Regions from separate parts of the Homo sapiens genome. Here region 1 is linked to region 2. A link is a loop called in an ENCODE intact Hi-C map of the cell type or tissue named here. Cell type or tissue: Panc1. All regions are shown on one strand. Each heading gives the region's core, and the rest is flanking DNA. Links, peaks and the distances in the headings are about the cores only.

What was found. Hi-C counts contacts between places; a loop is a spot of excess contacts. Peaks named below come from ENCODE experiments on the same cell type or tissue, not always from the same donor. Only the 100,000 strongest peaks of a DNase experiment are listed, where the experiment ranks them.
Region 1: it touches region 2 in a loop (2.8-fold over the local background); 2 of 110 quality-filtered maps call a loop at or near these places.

What each region holds. Positions count from the first base shown.
Region 1 is chr9:100,858,312-100,874,313 of GRCh38, reverse strand. No RefSeq gene overlaps it. Among named protein-coding and RNA genes, the nearest start is that of PLPPR1, 160 kb to the left of the region's middle. In Panc1, for the core only: no CTCF peak of the experiment used is centred there; no DNase peak of the experiment used is centred there.
Region 2 is chr9:100,795,672-100,811,673 of GRCh38, reverse strand. LOC105376179 (a long non-coding RNA gene) reads right to left here and starts at 6,001. Exons shown (of 5, transcript XR_930178.2): 1 at 5,913-6,001; 2 at 4,880-4,960. In Panc1, for the core only: no CTCF peak of the experiment used is centred there; no DNase peak of the experiment used is centred there.

The DNA.
Region 1 (16,002 bases), core at 4,331-12,330, 61 kb before region 2:
GAGAAAATTTACATGAAAGCACCTTATAAAATATAAAGTTTTGAATTTCATATCTATGAAATTCATATGAAAATATATGATGGTATTGTTGCCATTTCTGCTGTGGTTGACTTCATTATTGGCACTGGGGTATAAAAAAATAAGTGTATTTGTATGTATTAAGCATCTAGCATGTACCAGGTTCTGGTCAGACAAAAATCCTATTCTCCAAATGCTTATAATCATTAAAAAGACATTAACAAGAATAACTTCAAAACATAATATAGCCTTTTTTACTATTTTAACTAGCAAATCCCTTTCACAATAATATAGATAAATGTGGTCTGATAGAATTTTCTATGATAACACAAATGTTCTACATCTGTACTGTACAATATGATAGCCACGAGTCATGAATACTACTGAGCAAGAGAGATGTGGCTAGTGTGAGTAGGAAACTAACTTTTTAAATTTCATTTTAATTAATTTAAACTTAAATAGCCACACACAGCTAGTGGCTACCATATTAAATAGCACATATCTAGAAGGTCTTCAATACCTTGATACTTGTTGGCAGATTTGACAGTTTTTGCATTGTATGCTATAATGATGTGATTTTAGGTTGAAAATCTATTACATTTTAAATTCCACTTAAATGCAATCTTCCACAAATCACATATTTATATTTAATATTTATATATAAAATATAATATATAATTCCAATTTTGAACCCAGTTTCTTATTTCAAATGATTTACATTATTTACTTGAATATTTGTCCTTTTTAAGAATTATTTATCACTCTGGGTATATGTGCCTGAGGTTACTAAAAGCCAAAGAGAAAAAGAAGAAAAAAAGAAAAAGAAAAAATTTACACCACCTATGTATAAAAACAGGTTTTGACTTTTTTCTGCTAACAGTGAGAAATGCTATTTAATTTAAATTAATTTTGTAAGTAAAAGTATAATTTTAAATGCGTATTATATTGATATGGGCAGCCAAGAGTATAATAAAATTTAAATTTAACTGCATTATGGCATAAAATAGATTAAAAACTATCTTGCTGAGGAAGTTTGAAATTCATATATTTTACACACAAAAATACATATTTTGTTTCATTTGTCTGAGGATGCACACTCCTCTAATAGTAACACACGTGGTAAACAACAGTCTTTATCCCCACACAAATGAAAAGTCAACTTTACATTCTCCACTTAATATTGATTTTTGAATTCTTCTCAACTGTCCTGCTGTGCTACATGAGAATTTTGATCAAATGGATGCAGCTTACAGATTTGAGAACTATTAACATTTTATATGCCTCATTAACTTGATGTATATCAGTTTCTATATTCCTTATGTCCCCATCTTAAGTAATTGTCGAGCATTAAGAATAATTTTATTCTTTTTATATTATACTTTAAGTTCTAGGGTACATGTGCACAACGTGCAGGTTTGTTACATATGTATGCATGTGCCATGTTGGTGTGCTGCACCCATTAACTTGTCATTTACATTAGGTATATCTCCTAATGCTATCCCTCCCCCCACCCTCCACCCCATGACAGGCCCTGGTGTGTGATGTTCCCCACGCTGTGCCAAAGTGTTCTCATTGTTCAATTCCCACCTATGAGTGAGAACATGCGGTGTTTGGTTTTCTGTCCTTGGGATAGTTTGCTCAGAATGATGGTTTCCAGCTTCGTCCATGTCCCTACAAAGGACATGAACTCATCCTCTTTTATGGCTGCATAGTATTCCATGGTGTATATGTGCCACATTTTCTTAATCCAGTCTATCATTGATGGGCATTTGGGCTGGTTCCAAGTCTTTGCTATTGTGGATAGTGCCACAATAAACATACGTGTGCATGTGTCTTCATAGCAGCATGATTTATAATCCTTTGGGTATATGCCCAGTAATGGGATGGCTGGGTCAAATGGTATTTCTAGTTCTAGATCCTTGAGGAATCGCCACACTGTCTTCCACAATTGTTGAACTAGTTTACAGTCCCACCAACAGTGTAAAAGTGTTCCTATTTCTACACATCTTCTCCAGCATCTGTTGTTTCCTGACTTTTTAATGATTGCCATTCTAACTGGTGTGAGATGGTATCTCATTGTGGTTTTGATTTGCATTTTTCTGATGGCCAGTAACGATGAGCATTTTTTTATGTGTCTGTTGGCTGCATAAATGTCTTCTTTTGAGAATTGTCTGTTCATATACTTCCCCCACTTTTTGATAGGGTTGTTTGATTTTTTTTCTTGTAAATTTGCTTAAGTTCTTTGTAGATTCTGGATATTAGCCCTTTGTCAGATTGGTAGATTGTAAAAATTTTCTCCCATTCTGTAGGTTGTCTATTCACTCTGATGGTAGTTTCTTTTGCTATGCAGAAGCTCTTTAGTTTAATTAGATCCCATTTGTCAATTTTGGCTTTTGTTGCCATTGCTTTTGGTGTTTTAGTCATGAAGTCCTTGCCCATGCCTATGTCCTGAATGGTATTGCCTAGGTTTTCTTCTAGGGTTTTTATGGTTTTAGGTCTAACATTTAAGTCTTTAATCCATCTTGAATTAATTTTTGTATAAGGTGTAATGAAGGGATCCAGTTTCAGCTTTCTACATATGGCTAGCCAGTTTTCCCAGCACCATTTATTAAATAGGGAATCCTTTCCCCATTTCTTGTTTCTGTCAGATTTGTCAAAGATCAGATGGTTGTAGATGTGTGGTATTATTTCTGAGGGCTCTGTTCTGTTCCATTGGTCTATATCTCTGTTTTGGTACCAGTACCATGCTGTTTTGGTTACTGTAGCCTTGTAGTATAGTTTGAAGTCAGGTAGTGTGATGCCTCCAGCTTTGTTCTTTGGGCTTAGGATTGTCTTGGCAATGCGGGCTCTTTTTTGGTTCCATATGAACTTTAAAGTAGTTTTTTCCAGTTCTGTGAAGGAAATCATTGGTAGCTTGATGAGTGTGGCATTGAATCTATAAATTACCTTGGACAGTATGGCCATTTTCACAATATTGATTCTTCCTATCCATGAGCATGGAATGTTCTTCTATTTGTTTCTGTCCTCTTTTACTTCATTGAGCAGTGGTTTGTAGTTCTCCTTGAGGAGGTTCTGTTTATATCCCTTGTAAGTTGGATTCCTAGGTATTTTATTCTCTTTGAAGCAATTGTGAATGGGAGTTCACTCATGATTTGGCTCTCTGTTTGTCTGTTATTGGTGTATAGGAATGCTTGTGATTTTTGCACATAGATTTTGTATCCTGAGACTTTGCTGAAGTTGCTTATCAGCTTAAGGACATTTTGGGCTGAGATGATGGGGTTTTCTAAATATATAATCATGTCATCTGCAAACAGGGACAACTTGACTTCCTCTTTTCCTAATTGAATACCCTTTATTTTCTTCTCCTGCCTGATTGCCCTGGCCAGAACTTCCAACACTATGTTGAATAGGAGTGGTGAGAGATGGCATCCCTGTCTTGTGCCAGTTTTCAAAGGGAATGCTTTCAGTTTTTGCCCATTCAGTATGATATTGGCTGTGGGTTTGTCATAAATAGCTCTTATTATTTTGAGACACGTCCCATCAATACCTAGTTTATTGAGAGTTTTTAGCATGAAGGGCTGTTGAATTTTGTTGAAAGCCTTTTCTGCATCTATTGAGATAATCATGTGGTTTTTGTCTTTGGTTCTGTTCATATGAGGGATTACTTTTATTGATTTGCGTATGTTGAACCAGCCTTGCATCCCAGGGATGAAGCCAACTTGATCGTGGGTGATAAGCTTTTTGATGTGCTGCTGGATTTGGTTTGCCATTATTTTATTGAGGATTTTTGCATCGATGTTCATCAGGGATATTGGTCTAAAATTCTCTTTTTTTGCTGTGTCTCTGCCAGGCTTTGGTATCAGGATGATGCTGGCCTCATAAAATGAGTTAGGGAGGATTCCCTCTTTTTCTATTGATTGGAATAGTTTCAGAAGGAATGGTACCATCTCCACTTTGTACTTCTGGTAGAATTCGGCTGTGAATCCGTCTGGTCCTGGACTTTTTTTGGTTGGTAGGCTCTTAATTATTGCCTCAATTTCAGAGCTTTTTATTGGTCTATTTAGGGATTCAACTTCTTCCTGGTTTAGTCTTGGGAGGGTGTATGTGTCGAGGAATTTATCCATTTCTTCTAGATTTTCTAGTTTATTTGCATAGAGGTGTTTATAGTATTCTCTGATGGTAGTTTGTATTTCTGTGCATCTACTTGATTCTTTTCTCTTTTCTTCTTTATTTAGTCTTGCTAGTGGTTTATCAATTTTGTTGATAATTTCAAAAAACCAGCTCCTGGATTCACTGATTTTTTGAAGGGGTTTTTGTGTCTCTATCTCCTTCAGTTCTGCTCTGATCTTAGTTATTTCTTGCCTTCTGCTAGCTTTTGAATGTGTTTGCTCTTGCTTTTCTAGTTCTTTTCATTGTGATGTTAGGGTGTCAATTTTAGATCTTTCCTGCTTTTTCTTGTGGGCATTTAGTGTTATAAATTTCCCTCTACACTCTGCTTTAAATGTGTCCCAGAGATTCTGGTATGTTGTGTCTTTGTTCTCATTGGCTTCAAAGAACATCTTCATTTCTGCCTTCATTTCATTATGTACCCAGTAATCATTCAGGAGCAGGTTGTTCAGTTTCCACGTAGTTGAGTGGTTTCGAGTGAGTTTCTTAATCTTGAATTCTAGCTTGATTGCACTGTGGTCTGAGAGACAGCTTGTTATAATTTCACTAAGAATAAAAACACTTTATAGTATGTGTTGGCCAAGTTTACCACGGTTGGTGGTTATTGTTTAGCTCAGTTTTTGGCCAAGTGACTGAGTCATAAGCACATTCATCTCCACAATAGGCAATGACCACATATTCAAGAACTATAACACTGTCCTCTTTTAAAGGGATATTTTTGACAAAAATTACTTTATCTGTTGCTCCTTAATACAAATGTTATTAATACAAATGTTATTAATATGTTATTATTATTGCTTTTGATAACAAAGTTAACAGGGCAGTAAACTTCTCATCTTATTCGGATACGTTTTTTTTCTTTTTTTTATTAGTGGTCATATTCTATTCTAGCTCCTAACATCACTCAATTTCTTCAGTAGTCAAGCAGAAATTCATTTCAATATTTTTCCCAATAATTTTTGGAATTTATTAATCAAATCTTCTTATTCCTGTGTTCTAATCCACCAAAATCTTCTTTTATCTTTATTAATTTCTTTCTCCTGGTTTCCTTTGACTCATTTATTGTTTTCTTTAGGACTGCTTGAATTGAAAGGGTGGGTATATTTATTTGTATTTTTTCTAATCAATGATTTTAAAAAGATAATATATAATTCCAGTTTTGAACCCAGTTTCTTATTTCAAATGATTAAAATTATTTACTTGAATATTTGTCCTTTTTATAAGAATTATTTATCACTCTGGGTATGATATTGTTACTAAATTTACAACTGATATTTAGGCTTAATTTTTAATTTAAGTTTATTTTAGTATTTCCCATCATTCCTTTTTTAAAAAAAATTACATCCAGTAAAATTCACCTTTTTAGGTGTACAGTTTTATACACTTTGACAAATGTAGTTTTGTAACTATCACAATCAAAATAAATTTTATCTTCATCAAAAACTTTCTTGTGTACCTCTCCTACTCCCAGCACCTGACAACCATTGATCTAATTTCTGTTCCTATAGTTTTACTTTTCTACATGTATTTTCTACATGTGTATACATATTGTTGCATGTATTAGTAGTTTGTTCCTTTTTATTGCTGAATAGTATTCCATTGCATGGGTGTGCCAAAATTTCATTTATCCATTCATCAGTTGATGGACATTTGGGTTGCTATATTTGCATAGAGACCTTTGTGTAGGCACATGTTTTCACTTCTCATGGGCAAACACCTAGGGGTGGGATTGCTGGCCCTGTGCTAAGTATATGTTTATAAGAAACTGCCAAACTGTTTTCCAAAATTGTCATACTATTCTGCATTCCCACCAGCAATATATGACAGTTCCAGGTAGTCCATATCCTCATATCCTTGTCAACACTTAGAACTGTCAGATTAGCGTGAAGGTGCACAAACAAATGAAGGGGTGGAGTTTATTTGTTTTGTTGTTGTCATTCTAATAAATGTGTGGTGGTATTTCCTGGCATTACTTTGCAATTCCCTTGTAAGTAATTGTGTTAAGTGTCTTTTCATGTGCTTACTTGCAACCAGCCATCCGGTATCTCTCCTTCAATAAAGTGTCCACTCAAAGCCTTGGTCCATTTTTAAAAATCAGATTTATGATTTTACTACTGCATTTTGATACATCTTTATATATTCTGGTTACAAATCCTCACGTGTTTTGCAAAGATTTTCTTTCAACTATGGCTCCCTTTTTTCATTTGTAATAGCATTTTTCACTTTATTCATTTTTAACAGTATTTTCCAAAGAGCAGAAGTTTTTAATTTTGATGAAGTCCAATTTAGACGTTTTTTTTCTTTTATGGGCTGGGTTTTGTGCATCCTCTCTGTGAAATCTTTGCCTAACTCAAAGTCTCAAACATTTGTCTCCAATGTTTTCCTCTACAAGTTTAAGTTTCAGGTTTTATATCTAAGCCTCTGATCCATTTTTGCATATAGTGTGAGATATGGGTCACTTTTTTTCATATGGATGTACACTTGTCCCAGCACTATCTTTAAAAAGACTATCCTTCCTCTTATGAATTACCTCAGCACCTTTGTTGAAAATCAGTTGACCATATTTGTGTTCTTCTTTCTAGACACTATTCCGTTCTATTCATCTATACTACTATCCTTGAACCAATACCACCCTGTTCAGATTATTATAGTTTTAAAGTAAATTCTGAACAGTCTTCCAACTTTGTTCTTTATTTACAAAATTGGTTTGACTATTCTAAGTCCCTTGTACTTCTATAACATTTTAGAATCAGCTTGTTAATTTCAACAAAGCCTTTGGGGATATTGATGGCTATTTCATTAGATCTATAGATGACTTTGAAAAGAACTGACATTTTTTTCAATGCTGGGTCATTCAATCCTTGAACATAAGATCTCCTTTCATTTGTTTAGGTCCATTTTAATTTCGCTCATCACTGTTTCCTGTTTTTGATTTTCAACATTCAAATATTGATATTTTGTTAAATTTGATCTTAAGTTTTTTATATTTTATGATTCTATTGCAAGTAGTACTGTTTTTACTTCAATTTCCAATTTTCATTGTTCGTATGTAAAAGAACAGCAGATTTTCTAGTATATTGAGCTTGTAATCTGCAACCTTGCCAAACTTGTGTAGTTCATAGTTCTAATAGCCTTTTTTTTAGATTTTGGGGAGAATGCCTACATTGACAATCAGGTTGTCTAATGAAGATAATTTTATTTTCTCTTTTCTAATCTGATTGTCTTTTATATTTATCTTGTCTTCTTGAGCTAACTGAAACCCAGAGTACAAGGCTGAATAGAGGTATAAGAATAAACAACCTTTTTTGTTTTCATTCTTAAAGAAACTGCATTCCATCTTTCATCATTAAGTTTGACACCTGCGTTAGATCATCATTGATGTCCTTTATCAGGATGAAGAATTTCCCTTCAAGTTATAGTTTGGTAAGAGTTTTTATCAAGAACTGATGTTGAAATGTGTCAAATAGTTTTTCTGCATCTGGTCATATAATTTTTCTCTTTTAATCTGTTGATATAATGTTATGCTGATTTTTAATGTTAAACCAACTTTGCATTCCTAGTACAAATACCACTTGGTTATCTCTACCCCTTTTAAGCCACAATTTCACATTTTGTTCTCTATTTTTGTTTTATTTCTCACCTTAGTATTTCAGCAACTATCTTTGATGTCTACTCTATTTTAAGCATTGGTCCAGGTACTCAGAAGGGAGTGTGAATAAGACATTAGAAATCCCCCACCCTTCTGGAGCTTAGATTTCAGAGGTGAGGAGAGACCCACAATAAAAAGCAAACAAATAATTTTAAATGGTGTAGTAGAGTATCAAGTAATATTTTTTCAGGTGCAAGTCACAAAAAAAATCCCAAAACTTGTAAGCTTAAACAAGAACGTATTTCACTATTTTATACAGCTTAAGTTCAGAAAGGTTTCAAGCATGCTTTAATCATTGGCTCAATAATGTCCTAAAAAACCTGAATACTTTTCCTCACTCCACTGTTTTCTCAATGTAACTTTTGCCTAAGACTGTTCTTCCCTCCTGGTCCTTATTAGGCTGCCAGTGAGCTTGTTCTTGTGGATTTTCTTACTCAGTTTGGAAAGACTAGGACGTTAAAATTACCTCCTAAATTTCCTTACGGCTATATTTCCGTATGTAAATTAAGCTCTGACAATTAGAATTACCTACTTGAGATTTAGAAAGCAGGAGTGAGACAGAATCTATTTTCCCAGACTTTATTTGGCTGTTTCTGCCAGCAACACTGTCATGGGAACATGAATTCTCTCTGCAGCAGTGTCCATTCTCCGGTTGCCTGGCTGGTGAGTAGTTGTGGGGGTGACTGAAGTGGCAGCATTGACTTCATGCTTTGGTTTGCTACTTTACTTCAGGAATCAAAGCAATGATGTGTGTATTCTAGTTCCCTATGTTTCCAAAGGGAATTGGAATGGTCAATGGCAGCAGGAGGTTTTTCATTTGTAATAGGTTCAGTAGTGGTCTCAGAGGTAGTTGCTCTCCTGTTGGGTCAGTCCTATATTTTTCTGAGAGTCATTCCTAAATATTCAGCCTAGAATCTACTCCCTCAGTGCTTCCAAAAAATTTTAAAGCAATAATCTCCTATGTTAAATCCATTTCTGCTCCCCAGATTCTTAATATGATTATCTTCACTGAAACCTGGCTCATGAAAGATCTAGGGATTGCCAGAGTTTCTTATAGTGTCAAAGAAGTAAACTATCAGCCATATTAGAGATGCATCTGCCCTCCTCATAGGAATTACAGGTGAGAAATTCCTTGCAACTTGGGGAGGTGACTCATCAAAGAGCCCATGAAGGTGGCCTGGAAAGCAAGAGTCAACGTTACATACACACCATGTCTACAGAGTTCTGATGCTATTTCACCAAGACGGTGCCCATGACATACGAAGTTTATTGCTCCCCTTTACTCATCTGCCCCCTTTGTGGTCCAATCTGCAGTTCTCAGAAACAAGGGTTTGCAAAATAGAAAAAAGTAAATGTGCTAGATGGAGAAACACAGCACTTTTCTCTCCTCCTCAACTGCAGTTTGGCTGCATTAAAAAGGCCCAGCTGGGGAGGAAAAGAAGTCTCAATTTTAAACTGAAACTGAAGCTTTAAGTGTTACAGTGGACTTGATATTTTAATTATTAAACTGTTTCACGGTTTGAATTGACCTCAGAATTATGTATTACCTAAGAGTAACTACAAGAGTAATGGATCCTGCTAGAATGTTCATCCCGCGAGAGGATGAGAATTAGCCTCATACACTAACCTTTAAGATACAGTGGGTCTCTAAATTAAGTTGCTTTATTATTATACACTGTGAACTGTGCTTATTCAGTATAATGTAACACTGTCCTTATATTTCATTGATATTTATCCTATTAGCAAGAGCTAAATAGGATGCCCTTACTCAATCCGATATTTTTTCCCATAATCTCTATTCCTTCCTTCCCTTACTCTTCAAAATATATATTTCTTTGGAAATTCCCCAGCCTTATAGATAACCTCTTATTTCAAAAACTGCTTTTAATAGCCCAAACATCGGTTTTCTTCCCTAAATAACTTTTCCCCAGTTTGACACAGCGGCAATGAGTGCCACTTACCTGGTTCTTAAATGAACAATGCCAGACAATCATGAGACTTAAAAGAATGATGTTGCTGGATACTGTGATAAAATGATAATATATTCTGTTACCAAGATCAGTTGTCACCTTCAGCTGTGAAATTAGGATAAGTAATCCCTTCTCATAAGATTGATGTATGGATTAAGTTGAATACTATTTAAGAAAGTACCTCACAGAGATTAAGTCACATAAAAGTCACTTAATGAAAGTCAGTTGACTCTAAATCTGATTTGAACTTCACTCTGTGCAGCTCTATCTCAAAATCCCAGACTACAAATGTCAAAGATCCTTATGTTCCAAGAGCATGAAGCACAATTTTACCACTGAGTTTCAAAATTCATTTGGATTAACTGGACTTTATACCACAAAGAGAAATAATGGAGGCCACAAAGAAGAAATGTTTTTGAAGAAAGATAAACCAGATTGCTAATCAGTAATTATCATTTCCCATGAAATGAATTTATTTTTGACTGAAAATGAATGAGTTGTACTTAACAGCAGGACCTATTACTGTATTAATATACCTTCAGTAAAATGCCATTAACTTTCTCTACCTCACTTCCTCCATCTTTAAAATGGTGGTTATGGTTATAGTTGATGAATTTTATGACTGTCAAATTAAAAGTTATGTTCCCAGTGGGAGATACAGATTTGTGGATTTTAATAACATCTTTCCCTTCCACGCAGTATTGCCAGTGATAGCAAGTCCCTAGGACCTGAGTACTGGTATGAGTGTGGACCCATATAATATAGGTTATATTTATAAGTTTGTAAAATAGCATTAATAATGTCCCTCATCTGCCATATTGCTCCAAAATTTTTTCCTTCCACAGTTGGCGAGAGGAAAATCATTCTTTAACTTTGTGAACAACCTTCAGAACTAATTTCAATGGTAGCAGACAGGATTGCCAAGATAATAATGGACATCTAGAGAGTATTTGAGAAAATCAGATGTGAGGTTTTGCAATTCTGGACATAAAGAGAAGCCCCAGGTATGACCAGATTATCTGCACAAAGAGAATTCATCCATGTGAAGCAGAATGTGCTGAAAGCCCCCAGGAAGGTTGTTTTTCTTAATGCCTAATTTCAAAGCAAGAAATACCACTAAATGAAACTAACCTTCAGTCTAGTAAGCACATGTGGGCTTAAAGTTAGTTTGTCTTTGGAATTCAGTTTCTATTTAGGATTTCCCTCATGTGCTGTTCAATATAATTAATCCTATACCCAGAAAAGCAGAAAGTCATTTCAATTCAGGGTACACTGTCACGTACGAAGCTTTCTACTAGAGGTTGGACACTCAGAACCGAGAATATACGGTTGCTATTCTCAGATAGCTGGTGTAGTGATGTTCACTGAAGCACCTCTCTCAGAAATGCTGACAAAATGGAGAATGTGACTGTATTAGTCAGGGTTCTCCAGAGGGACAGAACAAATAGGATATATGTACATATGAAGAGGAGTTTATCAAGGAGAATTGACTCACACTATCACAAGCTGAAGTCCCACAATAAGGCATCTGCGAGCTGAGGAGCAAGGAAGCCAGTAGTGGCTCAGTCCAAGTCCCAAAGCCCCAAAAGTAAGGAAGCCGGGAGTGCAGGCTTCAGTCTGCGGCCAAAGGCTGGAGAGCCCCTGGCACACCACTGTTGTAAGTCCAAGAGTCCAAAGGCTGAAGAACCCGCAGTCTGGTGTTCAAGGTCAGGAAGCATCCAGCATGGAAGAAAGATGAAAGCTGGAAGACTCAGCAAGCCAGCTTATTCCACCGTCTTCCACCTGCTTTTTCTAGCCTCACTGGCAGCCAGTTGGATGGTGCCTATCCACATTAAGGGTGAGTTTTTCTTTTCCAATACACTGACTCAAATGTTCATCTCCTCTGGCAACACCCCCATGGACACACCCAGAAACAATACTTTGCATCCTTCAATCCAACCAAGCTGACACTTAATATTAACCATTACAGTGAATAAAAGTTATGTTTTTATGAATCCTCAGTGGACCTCCTGGGAAGGCAGTGGAGGGGGCATGTAAGTGATGGTTTGTATCCGGGATACTGGAATGTAAGCTCCCAGTGAGAAACTGGAGTGGACATTGCTGGTGCTCTACACAGAGCCTTACAATCCTACAGTGAACTCCACAAAGGTGCCAAGAACATAACACTGGGGAAAAGACAGTCCCATTTACTTTTTCTATGCGCCCCTTCCCCAGCTTTGGTGTGCTTTTACTTTTGACAGCGCATACCTACAATGCTAATCTGGAAGGCTGCACTGTGGCTGCTGGAGCCAGGTTGCCCAAGCACACAGAAAATCAGAGGTGTCTGGGAATTCACATCTCCAAAGGGTATGGCTAAAGCATACAAGAGTATGAAAGCTCAGCTGCCTTGCTTTGGGATGGGACAGCATTGACATAAAATCGGCATTCCAAAATTCTTCTATAGGATCAAGCTAACACTCCCTTCTATAGGATTTTCTGAAACTGCACACTTGTATGGCTCTGTCCTCTTTCCTGTTCCACTTTCCACACTATCTTGCTAATTTCTCCCGGGAACATGTCCTTAATCAGTTGCTCACATGCAAATCCTCTTCTCAGGGTCTTATTGACAGGAATCAAAACAGGCTATGCCCAAGCTCTTAGGAAATTCCATGGATAAGAAAGACGCAAACCAAAAATAAAAAAAGAACATGAGGGTATACCCATGTTCACAGTAGTGTTATTCACAATAGCTAAAACATGGAAGCAACTCCTGTTCATCAACAGATGAATGGATGAGCAAAATGTGGTATATACATACAATGCAATATTTTTCAGCTTAAAAAGGAAAGAAATTCTGACTTATGCTACAACAAGAATGACACTTGAGGACATTATGCTAAGTGAGATAAGCCAATCGCAATAGGACAAATACTATATGATTCCACTTATATGAGGGACCTAGAGTAGGCAAGTTTATAGAGGCAAAGTAGAAGAGTGGTTGCCCACAGTCAGGAGTTGGGGGAGATAATGGAGACTTGCCATGTAATGGGTATAGAGCTTCATATTTGCAAGATGAAAGGAGTTCTGTGATGAATGGATGTAATGGTTACACAACAATGTGAATATATTTAATACCATTGAACTGTCCACTCAAAAATACTTAAGATGCTAAATTCTATGTGTATTTTACCACATTTTTTAAACTGAGAAAAAAAAGAGAATGTAAGGACCTGCGGGGTCATTCATGGGACATGGGACACTAGCCTTGAAGACATTATTGGAAGTAAAATACTGCAAGGTACCTATAGAATATCTCTCACTGCTGGCTAAGGAAAAAAGTCTCACATTCCAGGTATCCAGAGCAGGCTACAAAAGGCTGCAAGAGTTCAGTAGCCCTCCTTAGAAGCAAGGCACCACAATCCACCCACAGCCCCCAGCAAAATCCTCCTAAAGGTGACCAGGTTAATATGAGAGTAAGAGAAAGGGGATATCAAGATTGCCAGGTGGTGGAGTAGAGATCAGACACCAGCAGGTATAAGACAAAACTTTAAAAACAGTGCTATGTAGAAATAGAAAGAACTATTCCAAAATTCATATGGAACCAAGGAAGAGTCCAAATAGCCAAAGCAATCCTAAGCAAAAAGAACGAAGCCAAAGGCATCACACTATCCAACCTCAAACTATATTACAAGGCTACAGTAACCAAAACAGCATGACACTTATACAAAAACAGACACTAGATGAATGGAACAGGTTATAGCACCAAAAAATAAAGCTGCACACCTGCAACCATCTGTCTTCAACAAAGTTGACAAAAACAAACAATGGGGGCCAGGCACAGTAGCTCACACCTATAATCCCAGCACTCTGGGAGGCCAAGGCTGGCAGATGACTTGACACTAGGAGTTCGAGACCAGCCTAGCCAACATGGCGAAACCCCATATCTACTAAAAATACAAAAATTAGCCAGCATGGTGGTGCATGCCTGTAACCCCATCTACTCTGAAAGCTGGGACATGAGAATCACTTGAACATGGGAGGTGGAGGTTACAGTGAACCGATATCACACCACTGCACTCCAGCCTGGGCAACAGAGCAAAACTCTGTTTCAAGAAAACAAAAAAACAAAAAAAAAAAACCAGCAATTGGGAAAGGACTACTTATTCAATAAATGATGCTGGGATAACTGGCTAGCCATATGCAGAAGATTGAAACCAGACCCCTTCCTTTCACCATATACAAAAATCAACTCAAGATGGATTAAAGACTTAAATATAAAACCTAAAACTATAAAAACTCTAGAAGAAAACCTAGGAAATATTCTGGACATCAGCCTTGGCAAAGAACAAACAACTCTATTTTTAAAAATGAGCAAAGGACATGAACAGACACTTCTCAAAAAAAGACATACACGTGCCCAACAAGCACATGAAAAAATGCTCAACATCACTAATCATTAGAGAAATGCAAATCAAAACACAATGAGATACTATCTCATGCCAGTCAGAATGGCCATTATTAAAAAGTCAAAAAATAACAAATGTTGGCAAGGTTGCAGAGAAAAGGGAACACATATACTGTTGGTGGGAATGTATATTAGTTCAGCCACTGTGGAAAGCAATTTGGAGATTTCTCACAGAACTTAAAATAGAAATACCATTCAACCCAACAATTCCATTACTGGATATATACACAAAGGAAAATAAACCATACTACCAAAAAGACACACAAACTACTATATTCATCGCAGCACTATTCACAATAGCAAAGATATCAGATCAATCTAGAAGCCCATCAATGGTGGATTGGATAAAGAAAATGTGGTACACATACACCATGGAATACGATGCAGCCATATAAAAGAATAAAGTCATATCCCTTGCAGCAAAATGGGTGAAGCAAGAGGCCATTATCCTAAGCGAATTTATACAGAAACAGAAAACTAAATACCACATGTTGTCACTTATAAGTGGACACTAAACGTGGGGTACTCATAGACACAAAGACAGGAACAATGGACACTAGGGACTATTAAAGGGGGGAAGAGAAAGAAAGGGGTAAAAGCTGAAAAACTACCAACTACCTATGGGATACTATGCTTACTACCTAGGTGACAATGTCATTTGTACTCCAAACTTCAGCATCACACAATATATCTATGTAACAAACCTACACATGTACCCCATGAACCCAAAATAAAAGTTGAAATTAAAGTAATAAAATAATAAAAATAGTGCTATGGACTGAATGTATGTCCCACCAAAATTCATATGTTGAAATCTAACCCCCAATATGATGGTGTTTGGAGGCAAGCCTTTGGAAGGTGATTAGGTAATGAGGATAGAGGCCTTGTGAATAGTATTAGTGCCCTTATTTCCCAGTGGCCTGAGAGAGTTTTCTTGCCTCTTCCACTACACGAGCACTCTGCTAGAGGACAGCCATCTCTGCACCAGGAAACAGGCCCTCACCAGACACTGACTGCCAATCTTGGCAGGCCTTGATCTTAGACTTCTTAGCCTCTGTGACAGATAAATTGCTGTTGTTTATAAGCCTCCTAATCTATGGTAGTTTGTTATAGTAACCCAAATGGACAGAGACAAATAGCAATAGGAATTTACGAGTCACACAGAGATAAACTCACAGAGATTTACCAGGGAGTGGACTCAGAGTCTGACAGTTTTTGCATCTTCTAAAGGAGACAGCATGTGTACAAATCACCCCCCACCACAAAAGGCAGGACATGATGTACATCACAAGTCATATGCAAGTTGAGTATTATGAAAATGCAAGTAGAAAAAATTGCTTCCAGATGAGAAAATTTGCAGCATCTGGGACCATGTGAACAAAAGCATGGAAATGGTGTGTTGCAGGACATAATCACCTATAGATTTAAGAGGAGCTGTGATACAAGTTATAAATGCCATGGTATATTGATTAAAGCATTTATTGACTCCAGCTACGTCTAGAACTTACTCAAGTGTTACTCACACTTAAATGTCCCACACAGACACTCAGGCATTGCAAATATTCCCAAGATATACAAAGCCATTTGTTACACATGCTCATAGGTCCACTCCAATTCAAAAGTTTCTATTCCATGCCTGCTGGGCACGGCCAGAATAAGAATATCACCAAAGCTGGAAGATTCATACTCTGATAGAATTTTCCTTTCTCATAAAATTCTGTCTCACACCTTGTAGTCTCAAATAGAAGGTCCAG
Region 2 (16,002 bases), core at 2,932-10,931:
CTCTGCAAGATATTCACAAACAGCATTTCATAAAATCTTCACCAAACTCCTGGGAAGTTAGTATTCTTGTCCCCAGCTTCCAGATGAGAGAATTGAAGTTTGGAAAGGTTAAATAATTTGCCACCATCACACAGAGTAGTAATTGGTCAGGCCAGGTTCCTAGCATAGGGCTATCTGATCTGTCTGACCCCAGTGCCCATGGCCTTTTCATTACACACATCTCATAAAACTCAGAATGTGTGTGTGTAGAGATACATCTTCCTGAATTCTGCCAGAAAGAAGAGAGCCGTGAGTTTGGGGAAGTCAAAGCATCTGGGAGTCATCTTAGCGCCTCCCAAACAGGTGATGGGAGTAGATGACCTCTGACATCCCTATAGGGCAGGGCTTCTCAATCTCAACACTAAGACACTGGGGCCAGATAACCCCTTGTTCTGAGCCTTGTAGGATGTTGATCAGCATTCTTGGCCTCTCACGCGATGCCAGTAGGAGCACCTCTGCCCCATTTGTTACAACTAAAAATGTCTCCAGACATTACCAAGTGTTCACTGGGGAACAAAGTCACCCTCAATTGAGAAATACTGCTCCAGGCCTCAACATTCTGCAATTCTGAGACCTTCAACACAAGAAAGGAGGACAACTGCTCAATACAAACAGCCTAGGTCAACACTGGTCTGAGACCAATTAAGGGCCAAACCTACAGTGAAAATGAGAAGCTTTGGTTCTGCTCTCCTGCTCTCTCTGTGGAGCAGAGGGCTGATGGGCTCAAAGCTAAGTCATGAATATCAAATAGTGATGGATCCACACAGCAAAACTATGTTGTATTTATTTTTCTAGTTAAATTAATGTTGTTTGTACAGACAAATTAGTTAGCCAAATTTGAGAGCCACTACTTGTGGTTCCAAGATTCTGTATTTTGTGTAATGTTATTTTGTAAGTGTGGTTATCCTGTTTATAAATGCTCAAAGGAAAAAATATTACCTGTAATCTTAACAACACATATATAATCACATTTCTATAATCAATATTTACATATATGTATCATATATGTGGATAATATATGTGTACATATGTATATATAATTTATAGTAAACAATACATATAGGAAATCACATTCAGCTTCAGAGGTTGTCTTTTTAGTCTGTCTAAGCAGTGGTAGTTGTGGTTAACAGCTCAGACTTTGGAGCCAAGTTTTTCCCAATTGAATCACTGTTTTGCCTAGTGACCCTGAGCAAGTTATCTAAGGTTTCTGTGCCTGTTTCCTCATCTGTAAAATAGGGGCAATAATAGTACCTCACAAGTTTTGTAAAGAATTAAATTATTTAATACACTTAAAGCAACTTGGGTAGTGCCTGACACACAGTATTCACTCAATGTACATTAACTATTACTATTATTTCTACATCAAATACACTCTTTAAAAATACATATGTGTTTTTAACAAAAAATATTATTAATTACTTGGTAGCCTGGTTGTTTTACTGAGAAATGTATCATAAATACCTCTATGCCTCTAAATCTTTTTCTACAACATGATCCTTAATGGGCTGGATGTACCTCATTTCGCATAAACAGTTTATTTGAGGATATTGAAGAAAGTTGCAGATTTGAGATATTGAGAAATATTACAATTGGGCATGCTTGAACATCTGTCTCATTATTTCCTTAGGATACAGTCCTAGAAGAAAAATTGTCAGGATAAAAGGTATATTTATTTTGAAGTATTTTGATACACTTTAGGTCCCAGGATTTCTGTCACCCAGAGTTCTTTGTGATATTTTATTCTTGGCTTGTATGAAAGAGCCATAGGCGACTGCCTATGAGCAAAGTATTAAGCTGGTGCAAAAGTAACTGCAGTTTTTGCCATTCAAATGTAATGTCCTATTCAGGGACCTAGATGAAGCTGGAAGCCATTATCTTCAGCAAAGTAATGCAGAAACAGAAAACCAAACACCACATGTTCTCATTTATAAGTGGGAACTGAACAATGAGAACCCATGGACACAGGGAGGGGAGCAACACTCACTGGGGTCTGTCAGGGGAGGGCAGGGGGGCGGGCAGAGCATTAGGGAAAAGAGTTAATGCATGCGGGGCTTAATACCTAGGTGATGGGTTGATAGGTGCAGCAAACAAGCATGACACACATTTACCTATGTAAAAAATCTGCACATGCTGCACAAGTACCCCAGAACTTAAAAAAAAAATAAGAATTAAAAGAAAGAAAAGAAGAAAAGGAAAAAAAAAAGTAATGGCAGAAACCGCAATTACTTTTGCATCAACCTGATAACATAATCAAATCAGGATACTGTGTTCCTCAGCTACTCTGAACAGAAATGTGATGCTGAATTCCAAGTTGTGGGTGATGTGAACATCCAGTGAAGGTGATTTGGTGATGGATGTGGGCTGGCTATCATGCCAGCTCCTCTCCAACCCCATGCTGTTTGAAGTGCCAGTGTTCTTCCGATATAACTAACTCCAAAAACAAAAAGCATCATGTGGCCTGAGCGTCAGGAATCCTTAGCTTCAAACTGAGATAAATTCAGGGAACTCAGAACAGCTGCACTGACACGTATTTCTCAGGCTATCTCTCTTCATTTATTCCATTCATGGAGAATTCCTCTTGGCAAGGTGTTACAGCCCTTGTGTCAGGAAAGACTTGTATAATTTAGAAATGTGTTCCTAAAATAGTAAAAGGGCTGAAATGTCTCAGAGGCATAAAAATGACCTGAAAGAACTCCATCAAGAGGAACCTTGCCAGAGAGAGCTGATCACATGGAACTGCAGGTGAAGCAACAACATGACATGAGATCCAACCTATTAGTCCAACAATTTATACCTGCCTGTAATTAAAGGGACACCAATAAATAAGTGATTTAATATTTAGAGAAGATATAAAATTATGAATTCATGGACTCTCAATATCATAGGGATCTGCAAGGTCATCTATTCTAGCCAATGGTCAGCTGTTGCTTGAATTCCATTTACAATTGTCCTGACAAGTGATCTCCAGCCTCTGCTTGGATATTTCCAGTAGCACAAAACTCACCACTTCCTGCAGGTGATTCTCTCCTTAGAATATCTAATTTGGGTTGTTGTTTTTTATTTGTTTTGAGGCAGGGTCTTGCTCTGATGCCCAGGCAGGAATGCAGTGGCAAGACCACAGCTCACTACTGCCTCAACCTCCCAAGTTCAAGCAATCTTCCCACCTCAGCCTCCCTGAGTAGCTAGGACTGCAGGTGCACACCACCACACTTGGGTAATTTTTGTAGTTTTTGTAGAGATGGGGTTTCTACAACCCCCATAGAAACATGAGGTTTTGCCATGTTGCTTAGGCTGGTCTTGAACTCCTGAATTCAAGTGATCTGCCTGCCTCAGCCTCCCAAAGTTCTGGGATTACAGGCATGTACCACCATGCCTGGTCTTAGAATACCTTTTGTAACTAGAAATTTTATCCATATTAAGATCCTGAAATCCATCAGCCTAAACAAACAAATAAATAAATGTTTTCAAGGCATTTGTGAGTGATACAGGGTGTTGAAAAAAATTAATCTTAATAGCTGGCTCCCTCTTAAGGAGGGAACTAACTTTTTTTATAAAAATACTTGATAACCTATTTTGATTGACAAAGATGAGGTCTTAAGGGCTTATAGTAAAGTAAAACCAACTCTTATGCCCTAGAAATTAATGGAAATTTGTGGGTGGGATGAGCAGTCTAAGGTTAGAGATGGAATTTGTAGTAGGCAGAAGGGAGCTGAACAAGACATTGGGTCCTGTAGGGAAAAGGTGACCAGTTAGAAATTTCCTGTGCCACAGGTATTTTAAGAACAATATTCCATTTTAAATTTGCTTCATTTCTACAATATGAAAAATAGATTGGTATAACACTTTAACAAGCAATTTGGTTAAAAATACTCAATTTGCAATTAGCCAAGAATAATCCGAATTCTTGACATCTATCCTGAAAAACTGAATCGAAATGTGGATATGCAAAAAACTGGAAGCAATCTAAATAATAAAACAAGGATTGCTAAGTGAATTATGGTACAACCACTTGGTGGAATATTTTACAACTATTAAATATGATGTTAAAGATAATTTAACATTGGAAATGTATGACAAAATGTTTTTGAAAATATAAGAAAAGTTATTCTTCAGTGTTACCTAATAAATAAACAAAATGACAAAGAAATTCTATGCATAGAAAACATTTTCCTTTCTAGTTTCCAAATGATGGATATTAATAAATTATTATGAGTATTCCCAATCCAGTGTTCTTGAAGTTAATTAAAACACAAAACTCCACATTCATTTCCCTGTGCCTTGCTGCCTCTCTTCCTCTTTGTCGTTTCCTCCTCTTCTTTCTCTTCATTCTCTTTCATTCTGTCTCCTCCTTCTCTTTTCTCTCCCCTCCATCCTCTCTCCCCTACTGCCCTCCCTCTCCGTTAATAAAATTGATAATGATATCTTTTAAAAAAAAAAAAAAAGAAAACATTTTCAAATAAATACATAAAAATGTTGATAATCATCATCTCTAATGGTAATTTCCTCCTATTTTCCCTATTTTTTACATTGTTATATAGCAAACATGTTTAATACCTAGGATTAGGAAACCCTAACATAATCTATATGTAAACATTAATGTTAAGCCTCACTTAAATTGTCTTTATTGCTGGGTTCTTCAGCAACTAGCTGAGGAAAGCAGCTTCATGATTATAAAAAAGAAGCCAGCTGTCCTTTCTTTTAGACTGAACTCTGACACCTTGGTCAATTCCCTTCATCTTTTTGAGTGTCATTTATACAGGACTGTTGGGGATACAATGAGTTAGTGAAAATAAAAGCTCTCTGGATTCTACATCCTTATAAAATTACAAAGAACTGTTACCGTTAGAATAGAATCTAGAGGTGGTCACTTCATTCTTCCATCTTGCACTATATTCTTTTGCAAATGGCCATTTCATACAATCTAGGAAAACAAATTGCATATGGGTCACATTTCTATATAGCATACATTGTGATAAAATTTATACATTGGGATAAAATTCAGAGTAATACACTGAACTTCAGTGTATTATCCTGAAAACAAAATATACGAAGGGTCCCAAAACCGGTGATATCATAATTCTCTTCAACAGTGTGTGCATGTGTGATATGTGTGCAAATGCGAATGTGTACACACATGGTGTGTGTGTGCATATGTGGTCTGTGAGGCGTGTATGTATTTATGTGAGTATGTGTACATTAAGGAGACCGTGAGAGCCAGAAATGATATAGAATTCCTACTGCCCTGTAAAGAACTTTTGTTTGTATGGGGGGTTTTTTGCCTTACTATCTGTGGTATATCTGGACATTAAGACAGAACTGTTCAGGACCATAGATTACAGATTCAAGTGCTGGGAACTTGAAATTATCACATATAAATGACCTGATGAAGCAGGCCATTCATTGGAATCTGATCACAATACTTTAATCTTTGAACAAAATTCAGAATAAGTCCATCTTTTATCCCTTCAAAAAGCCAGGTGAAGAATCATTAGAAGCCACATATAAAGCAGTTTCAAGTGATAATTAAATAACTTTGCACTAATATTCAGATATAAACGGAATTTGCACTGAATTTAAGATAATATTCAGCTGTATATACTGAGCAGAACACAAGACTTGAGTCAGAAGCACGAAGTTATGTTCCTAGTTTCACTAACTACAAGGCCATTTTTGATTACCCACTCAGCAAATGGCTCCTCTCCATAACTGGTGCCACTTCATTCCACTCTACTCTTTACTTCCCCAAATGACTGAGCCCCACCTGGCCATCCTTTCCCATTGCCAATCCCTCCCAACTCATTGCCAATTCTATGACCAGATCTTTTGGCCTCTTAATTCTTACAACTGTATCCCTTCCCACTCCCAGCCTGTACCATTTAAGTGAGATCAAGCTCCCAGCCTGGCCCCTTCCCAAAGATTATTCAAGCCATGTCTCAAAGTGGACACTATAGAGCCAAGAGAACATTTTTAAGTTATTTAACCTCACCAAGGCTTGTGGGTTAAATGACATCTAATGACCTTCCTTGATCTAACATTCCATGGTTCTATGACAACATAATACTACTAATAATAAATATAATAATTATTACACCTGACGTTTGTGTAGAGGGCCAGTTCTCAGTGCATCTTCACTCACATTACCTTTGACTCACACAACAGATAGATAAATCAGGTGCTATCATCCCCATGCTACAATCGAGATTGGAGATTATATGATTTATTTTTCCAGAACAGTGAGACTCAGAGCCACATCTACTGACTCCAAATTTTAGGCTGTTTTTTTGTTTTCAATCCACAGAATGATAACCTAAAATGAGGCAAAACTCTATTGCTATTTATTCACAGTGGAAACAAGAGATTTGTGTGATTATGGTAATTCCAAACTTTCAAATATCAGTAACGTGACTTTTTCAGACTAGATTCAAATTCTTTTGAGTCTAATAAAGCATTTCAGCTCTTACGAAGCAAACCACATCTCTTGCCCAGAAGAGAAACTGGTAGGGTTTCAAAGACTCTTACTGAGCTCAAAGGGACTAGAATTGAGCACAGACCCTACTAGCTTGTCCAGATACAGAGCACTGTGAGCCTCATCCTTTCTACAATGGCACAAACTCTTGACAGTCTCTAATTCTGTATTAGTTTTCTATTGCTGCTATAACAAATCACCACAAACTTAGTGGCTTAAAACAACACAAATATATTCCCTTATAGTTCTATGTCTCAGAAGTCTGACATGGATCTCCCTGGACTAAAATCAAGGGGTTGGTAGAGCTGGTTCCTTCTACAGTCTCTAGGAGAGAATCATCTCCTTGCCTTTTCTAGCCTTTAGAGACCACCCACATTCCTTGGCTTCTAGGCCCCCTCCTTCCATCTTCAAATCCAGCAATATAGCATGTCTCTGACTCTACTCTGTCCTCACATCTTTTCCCCTGGCCACAGCAGGAAAAGTTTCTCCACTTTTAAGGGGGCCTGTGATAAGATTGTGGCCACCCAGATAATCCAGGATAATCTCCCAATTTAAATGTTCTTAATTTAATGATATTCGCCAAGTTCCTCTTGCCATGAAAAGTAACATATTCACAGTTTCCAGGGATTAGGATGTTGACATCTTTGGAGGGCCATTATTCTGCCTACCACAATGATTATTTTTGTATTAATCTTACCAAAAATGATAACAGCAGAAATGTATCCATATACCTTCCATAGGTCAAACACCAATGTAGGAACTTTACATACCTTGCCACAAATTTTTTTTAAAGTACCACACGATCAGTATCACTATCCCCATTTTACAGTGAAACTGAGATTCAGGGACTATGTTACCCTACAAGCTAGTCAGAGGCAGAGCAGGCTTCCAAACTGCTGTAAAACAACTGTGTGCAGCAAAAACAGCCACTTCTCAAGGAAATCATTTATTCCCAGGCATAAACCTGCCATGTAGCTAAGCTCAGCTGGAAGCCTGGCAAAGATTTCTACACAGGGGAAACCCCGCCTATCCAGATCCCCAGCTTGCAGCCTGAGATTCCTCTGCAGTGGCACGTTCCATCCACAGCACAAGTGAAATCTGGAGATTAATATGGCAAAAGCTCCCTGTGAATAAAACTCTTCTAAAACCTCTGTAGACTCAAGGCTTTTGGTAACACATTTGCCATGTGACAGGTTTCCTGGGCTTCTGCTACTACTTGGCATCATCACACTCCACAATCAATTTTAAAATTGTCATTTTTGTCCCACTGAGGCTTTAAATAGCACCTCCTAACAGCCAGGCCAGCTTCCGCAGCTTTTGCTTTCTATTAAGAGCATGTGAGGGCACTCAAGCTATTGAAAATAAATGCCACAGAGTATTTGCTGTGATGGTTAACACTGAGTGTCAACTTGATTGGATTGAAGGATGCAAAGTATTGTTCCTGGGTATATCTGTGGGGGTGTTGCCAAAGGAGGTTAACATTTGAGTCAGTGGAGGCAGACCCACCCTCAATCTGGGTGGGCACCATCTAATCAGCTGCCAGCATGGCTAGGATAAAGCAGAGAGGAAGAACGTGGAAGGACTAGACTTGCTGGGTCTTCCAGCCTTCATCTTTCTACCACACTGGATGCTTCCTGCCTTCGAACACCAGACTCCAAATTCTTCAGCTTTTGAACTCATGGACTTACACCAGTGGTTTGCCAGGGCTCTCGGGTCTTTGGCCACAAACCAAAGGCTGCACCATTGGCCTCCCTGTTTTTGAGGTTTTGGGACTCAGACTGATCCACTACTGGCTTTCCTGCTCCTGAACCTACAGACAGCCTATCGTGAAACTTTCCCTTGTGATTGTGTGAGTCAATTCTCCTTAATAAACTCCCTTTCATATATACATCTATCCTATTAGTTCTGTGCTTCTAGAGAACCCTGTCTAATACACTTTTATACATTTGCTTTGTTTAAATTACTTTGAGGACATTGAGAATGCAGACTTAATAATTCACAATAAAATTTTCCAAAATAATACCATATATTCTAAGCACAAAAAACATCAATGCCATCTTCTCTCTGCAAGTTGCTGAGATAGAAATGCACATGTCACATTAGTGCTAGGACCAAAAAGTGAGAGAATAAAAGAAAATGAAATTTCAAAATGCTAACATTTATTGAGCACCTTCTGTTTGCCAAGTGTTTTGGACAGTTAATATCATTTAATTCATACAATAGATGTAAGTAACCCAAAATTACCGGTGAAGATACTGAGCCTTAGAGAGGTTAAGTAACAGGTCCAAGGTCACTCTGCTGGAAAGCAGTGAAGCCTGGGGTTGTCTGGCCATGAAAACAATCCACTGCACTACACACCCAACCGAAGAAACCAGGTTCAAGGGTGTAAGGCAGGAGTCAGCCCTGATTCATTTGAAGGCAGGGTGACTTGGGAAAAAATATGTATTTATTTGCTTATAGGCTGTGTGAGAGATAGGAAGCATTAAGGCTGAAGGTAAGAGACAAGCAGCTGCAGCTGATTTAGTTCCAGCTATCACAATCTCCATGCACCTAACAGCAGCAGTGATAGTAACACCTTGTAATTACAAACCACCCTTCTCAAAGATGCTCAGAGCTCTTAATGGACACATTCACATCCGTCTTGCCAACAGCTCTGGAATGGAGCAGACAGCACAATTACCTTCCTTTTACAGGTGGAGAAGCAAATGCATTTGCCCAAGGTCATCCAGGGACAGAGGGACCAACAAAAACAAAAGCCCTCAAACTACTGTCTAGACTGTTACCCAATGGCTATGGGGAAACAAATTCAACACCCTGGTTCCAGAGACCCATGGGTGAAACATCTATCCATTCAGACTTGCTATGCTCTGTAAAGTTCCCTGTCAAAATGACCCACATATCCGGAAATATGTGACAGGAAGGGTCTCTATATCCTTCATCCCTCCAGATACTCACTCCTGGTACAGAAACCTTTCTTTTGATAAACAGTACATTTACATTATTGAAAGCAGAGAAAGCTTTATTTGTCAAATTGATGATCTATCCTAAAGAACCCCAAAGCCGTGGCCAGAAAGGTCCCCAATACCATTCCCAGGAGGGATGCTAGGATTTGCCTCTCTGGCCTTGACTACAAGAAGCACCAATTGAAGAAAGCAGGAGCCAGAAGGCTAGGAGAGAGAAAAGGAAAAAGAAGGGAGATCCTGCAGAGAAGTGTGCAGACCCCACATGTGGGATGTCCAAAGTGGACTCTGTATGGGCCATTTCCCAGGTGAACCATGCAGATGGTAAAGTGTTATTTAGCAATAGCGTTGAACACCCTTGGTGATTATAGCTGACTACTGGTATAATTGTGTTCTTGATGAGTATTGTATTTTTATGCTCTTCCAGATATTTCAAGGCTTAATAGCAAGTTTACTCAGGGTTCGGAAAGTATTGTGTAAAGCACAATACTACAGCATATAAAACCAGATAGAACTCTATTTTTTTTTATTTTATTATCCTTTAAGTTCTAGGGTACATGTGCACAACGTGCAGGTTTTTTACATGTGTATACACGTGCCATGTTGGTGTGTTGCACCCATTAACTCATCATTTACATTAGGTATATCTCCTAATGCTATCCCTCCCCCCGCCCCCCACCTCACAACAGGCCCTGGTGTGTGATGTCCCCCTTCCTGTGTCCAAGCGTTCTAATTGTTCAATTCCCACCTATGAGTGAGAACATGCAGTGTTTGGTTTTTTGTCCTTGCGATAGTTTGCTGAGAATGATGGTTTCCAGCTTCATCCATGTCCCTACAAAGGACATAAACTCATCCTTTTTTATGGCTGCATAGTATTCCATGGTGTATATGTGCCACATTTTCTTAATCCAGCCTATCATTGTTGGACATTTGGGTTAGTTCCAGGTCTTTGCTATTGTGAATAGTGCTGCAATAAACATACGTGTGCATGTGTCTTTATGACAGCATGATTTATAATCCTTTGGGTATATACCCAGTAATGGGATGGCTGGGTCAAATGGTATTTCTAGTTCTAGATCCCTGATGAATCGCCACACTGTCTTCCACAGTGGTTGAACTAGTTTACAGTCCCACCAACAGTGTAAAAGTGTTCCTATTTCTCCACATCCTCTCCAGCACCTGTGGTTTCCTAACTTTTTAATGATCGCCATTCTAACTGGTGTGAGATGGTATCTCACTGTAGTTTTGATTTGCATTTCTCTGATGGCCAGTGATGATGAACATTTTTTCATGTGTCTGTTGGCTGCATAAATGTCTTCTTTTGAGAAGTGTCTGTTCATATCCTTCGCCCACTTGTTGATGGGGTTGTTTGTTTTTTTCTTGTACATCTGTTTGAGTTCTTTGTAGATTCTGCATGTTAGTCACATGGGAAGATTGCAAAAAATTTCTCTCATTCTGTAGGTTGCCTGTCCACTCTGATGGTATTTTCTTTTGCTGTGCAGAAGCTCTTTAGTTTAATTAGATCCCATTTGTCAATTTTGGCTTTTGTTGCCATTGCTTTTGGTGTTTTAGACATGAAGTCCTTGCCCATGCCTATGTCCTGAATGGTATTGTCTAGGTTTTCTTCTAGGGTTTCTATGGTTTTAGGTCTAATATTTAAGTCTTTAATCCATCTTGAATTAATTTTTGTATAAGGTGTAAGGAAGGGATTCAGTTTCAGCTTTCTACATATGGCTAGCCAGTTTTCCCAGCACCATTTGTTAAATAGGGAATCCTTTCCCCATTTCTTGTTTTTGTCAGGTTTGTCAAAGATCAGATAGTTGTAGATGTGTGGTATTATTTCTGAGGGCTCTGTTCTGTTCCATTGGTCTATATCTCTGTTTTGGTACCAGTACCATGCTGTTTTGGTTACTGTAGCCTTGTAGTATAGTTTGAAGTCAGGTAGTGTGATGCCTCCAGCTTTGTTCTTTTGGCTTAGGATTGACTTGGCAATGTGGGCTCTTTTTTGGTTCCATATGAACTTTAAAGTAGCTTTTTCCAATTCTGTGAAGAAAGTCACTGGTAGCTTGATGGGGATGGCATTGAATCTATAAATTACCTTGGGCAGTTTGGCCATTTTCACGATATTGATTCTTCCTATCCATGAGCATGGAATGTTCTTCCACTTGTTTGTATCCTCTTTTATTTTGTTGAGCAGTGGTTTGTAGTTCTACTTGAAGAGGTCCTTCACATCCCTTGTAAGTTGGATTCCTAGCTATTTTATTCTCTTTGAAACAATTGTGAATGGGAGTTCACTCATGATTTGGCTCTCTGTTTGTCTGTTATTGGTGTATAAGAATGCTTGTGATTTTTGTACATTGATTTTGTATCCTGAGACTTTGCTGAAGTTGCTTATCAGCTTAAGGAGATTTTGGGCGGAGACGATGGGGTTTTCTAGATATACAGTCATGTCATCTGCAAACAGGGATAACTTGACTTCCTCTTTTCCTAATTGAATACCCTTTATTTCCTTCTCCTGCCTGATTGCCCTGGCCAGAACTTCCAACACTATGTTGAATGGGAGTGGTGAGAGAGGGCATCCCTGTCTTGTGCCAGTTTTCAAAGGGAATGCTTTCAGTTTTTGCCCATTCAGTATGATATTGGCTGTGGGTTTGTCATAAATAGCTCTTATTATTTTGAGACACGTCCCGTCAATACCTAGTTTATTGAGAGTTTTTAGCATGAAGGGCTGTTGAATTTTGTTGAAAGCCTTTTCTGCATCTATTGAGATAATCATGTGGTTTTTGTCTTTGGTTCTGTTCATATGAGGGATTACTTTTATTGATTTGCGTATGTTGAACCAGCCTTGCATCCCAGGGATGAAGCCCACTTGATCATGGTGGATAAGCTTTTTGATGTGCTGCTGGATTCAGTTTGCCAGTATTTTATTGAGGATTTTTGTGTTGATGTTCATCAGGGATATTGGTCTAAAATTCTCTTTTTTTGTTGTGTCTGTGCCAGGCTTTGGTATCAGGATGATGCTGGCCTCATAAAATGAGTTAGGGAGGATTCCCTCTTTTTCTATTGATTGGAATAGTTTCAGAAGGAATGGTACCAGTTCCTCCTTGTACCTCTGGTAGAATTCGGCTGTGAATCTGTCTGGTCCTGGACTTTTTTTGGTTGGTAAGCTATTAATTATTACCTCAATTTCAGAGCCTGTTATTGGTCTATTCAGAGATTCAACTTCTTCCTGGTTTAGTCTTGGGAGGGTGTATGCATCGAGGAATTTACCCATTTCTTCTAGATTTTCTAGTTTATTTGCGTAGAGGTGTTTATAGTATTTTCTGATGGTAGTTTGTATTTCTGTGGGATCGGTGGTGATATCCCCTTTATCATTTTTTATTGTGTCTATTTGATTCTTCTCTCTTTTCTTCTTTATTAGTCTTGCTAGTGGTCTATCAATTTTGTTGATCTTTTCAAAAAAACCAGCTCCTGGATTCATTGATTTTTTGAAGAGATTTTTGTGTCTCTATCTCCTTCAGTTCTGCTCTGATCTTAGTTATTTCTTGTCTTCTGCTAGCTTTTGAATGTGTTTGCTCTTACTTCTCTAGTTCTTTTAATTGTGATGTTAGGGTGTCAATTTTAGATCTTTCCTGCTTTCTCTTGTGGGCATTTAGTGCTATAAATTTCCCTCTACACACTGCTTTAAATGTGTCCCAGAGATTCTGGTATGTTGTGTCTTTGTTGTCGTTGGTTTCAAAGAACGTCTTTATTTCTGCCTTCATTTCATTATGTACCCAGTAGTCATTCAGGAGCAGGTTGTTCAGTTTCCATGTAGTTGAGCAGTTTTCAGTGAGTTTCTTAATCCTGAGTTCTAGTTTGATTGCACTGTGGTCTGAGAGACAGTTTGTTGTAATTTCTGTTCTTTTACATTTGCTGAGGAGTGCTTTACTTCCAACTATGTGGTCAGTTTTGGAGTAAGTGTGGTGTGGTGCTGAGAAGAATGTATATTCTCTTTATCTTAAACAAAAATGTGAGCCTTATTCCAATTACCAGAGTTACAAAAGGCTTCTATTGCACTTACAAAAAAGTCTTTTTTTTTTTTTTTTTTTTTTTTTTTTGAGACAGAGTCTTACTCTTTTTGCCCAGGCTGGAGTGCACTGGCGTGATCTCGGCTCACTGCAACCTCCGCCTCCCGGGTTCAAGCAATTCTTCTGCCTCAGCCTTGTGAGTAGCTGGGATTACAGGCACCCACCACCACACCCGGCTAATTTTTTAATATTTTTTAGTAGAGATGGGGTTTCACCACGTTGGGCCTGCCTGGTCTCGAACTCCTGACTTCAGGTGATCCACCTGCCTTGGCCTCCCAAAGTGCTGTGAGTACAGGCATAAGCCATTGCCCCCAGCCCACAAACAAGTCTTAAAATTAAAAATACTACTCCAAAGCTGGGCACAATGGCATGTACCTATAATCCCAGCTACTTGGGAGGCTGTGGCAGGAGAATTGCTTGAGCCCAGTAATTCAAGACCAGCCTGAGCAACACAGCAACACCCCATCTCCAAAGAAAACACTACTCCAGGCACAAGACTTAGCACTCAAGAGCCATGCCAGCTTCCTCAGCTGCAATGTTAGGCCAACCATTGAGCTATTCTCACCTCCTAGGGAAAAAGTTCAGTGATACTTGTTTCTCCCTGGCAGAGGATACCATCAAGAAAATTTTGAAAGCTAATACCTGATTTTAGAAATGCTACAGTCTTAAATGTGAATTTAATGAAAATACTATGTTTTTTTTTGGCTTGTCACTCCTGGACTTGATGAATAAGATCAGGGGCTTTTAGATTAATAAAATGGGTTTTACCTACCCCACCCTTTCCCAATTTCTGATGAGTAAAATCTAAAGGAAAATAGAAAAGAAAGGAAACAAAAGAGCAATCTGAATTAGAAGAAACCGGGAGTGAAGTTTCAAGAAAATTCTGCTACATTGACAGTAGATGAGAATAAAATAAAGCAAAAATGGAACACAATCTGTCGGAAGAAAGTGGCCAGAATCCAAGGAAAAATTGACAAACAGCCTCCCCAGCCCAGCCCTGAGCTTCAGTGGTCAGAAGAAAGAGATGGCCATGGCATACCAGCTGTGAGGTCAACTCTCAGTCTCCTAGGCAATCATAACTATAAATATATCATTAATAAAATATAAGAAAATCAAGTCTGCCAGGATATTAAAGGACTAATACGCCATGATAAAATAGGCTTCATTCCAGGAATAAATGCAATTGTGGCTCAATATTAGGAAATCTATAATTCATCACATTAGTGGGTCAAAGGAGAAAGCCATCTGATTGCCTCAATAGATTTTTTTAAAGCAATTGATAAAATTTTAAGTATATGTCCTAGAAATAGAAAGATATACTTTAATTTGATATGGAATATCTATAACCAAATTAATCAGAAATACAATACTTAAATATAAAACACTAAGAATATTTTGATTAATATAAAGAAGGAGATAAAAATGGCCAGCATCACAACTAATATTTTAATATCCTTCTGGTAGTTTTAGACAGTTAAATGAGACCACTAGAAATAAAAAACAAAAAATCATAATATTAAGAAACAGGAGAGACTTTATCCTTACTTGCATATAATTAAAAATATCTATCTGAAAAAAATCTAAGACCATCAACTGAAATACTAAAATAAGAGAGTTGAGTAATACAGCTATTTCAAAAATATAAATAAATAAATACTTCAAATGATAGATTTGCTATATGCCAGTTGTAACTATTTTCTTCCCAACCCTTGGGTACATGTTGCTGAGTTCTAGCTGAGGTCTAACACTGGGGCCCACCCAATTGAGAAAATCCAAAGAAAAATGAGGGTAAAAGTAATTTGGACACATGAACAGAACATTTCAGGAAACTTAAAGATACCAAAAGAGCACCAGCTCTCTAACTTATAATGCCCCAAACTACAATGGCATGGTTGAGAAAGGTAAGAAACATTTCAAGGTGACCACTATTGTATGAATAAATGGTTACTTACAAATGGGAACAAGCAGCATTCCCTTCCCTTTTTTGTCAGAACATTCTAAAGTTTTGTAACAGATGGCATCGTTAGCATAGTGTCCCACATCCATGCATCAACCTGCTGATTAGATCACAACTATATCTATACTTGAGATTACAGAAGCCATGCTTAAGTCATGTTCTGGACCCCCAGTCACAAATAGGTCACCTCACTGCAAACCTTCATAATTCCTAGGATAGCCTCTTCTGATCTTTAGCAACGGTTGTCTTCCTGTCTTTCTAAACTCTGGAGTTATTCCTTTACTTACTTTTCAAACGCTCATCCTTCATCAATGAAATCAATCCATAAGCAAGGAGAACTTTGTCTTATTTCTTTTATTTGAGAATTAAAATACTGCTACCCACTCAGGGACTGCTCTATGCACTTATCCATTCATATGTTATCCAGCAAGTGTCTATTCTGTGCCAATTATAGGCTAGGCACTGTTGCTGCTTCATTCATCCAACAAGTGTCTATTCTGTGCCAACTAT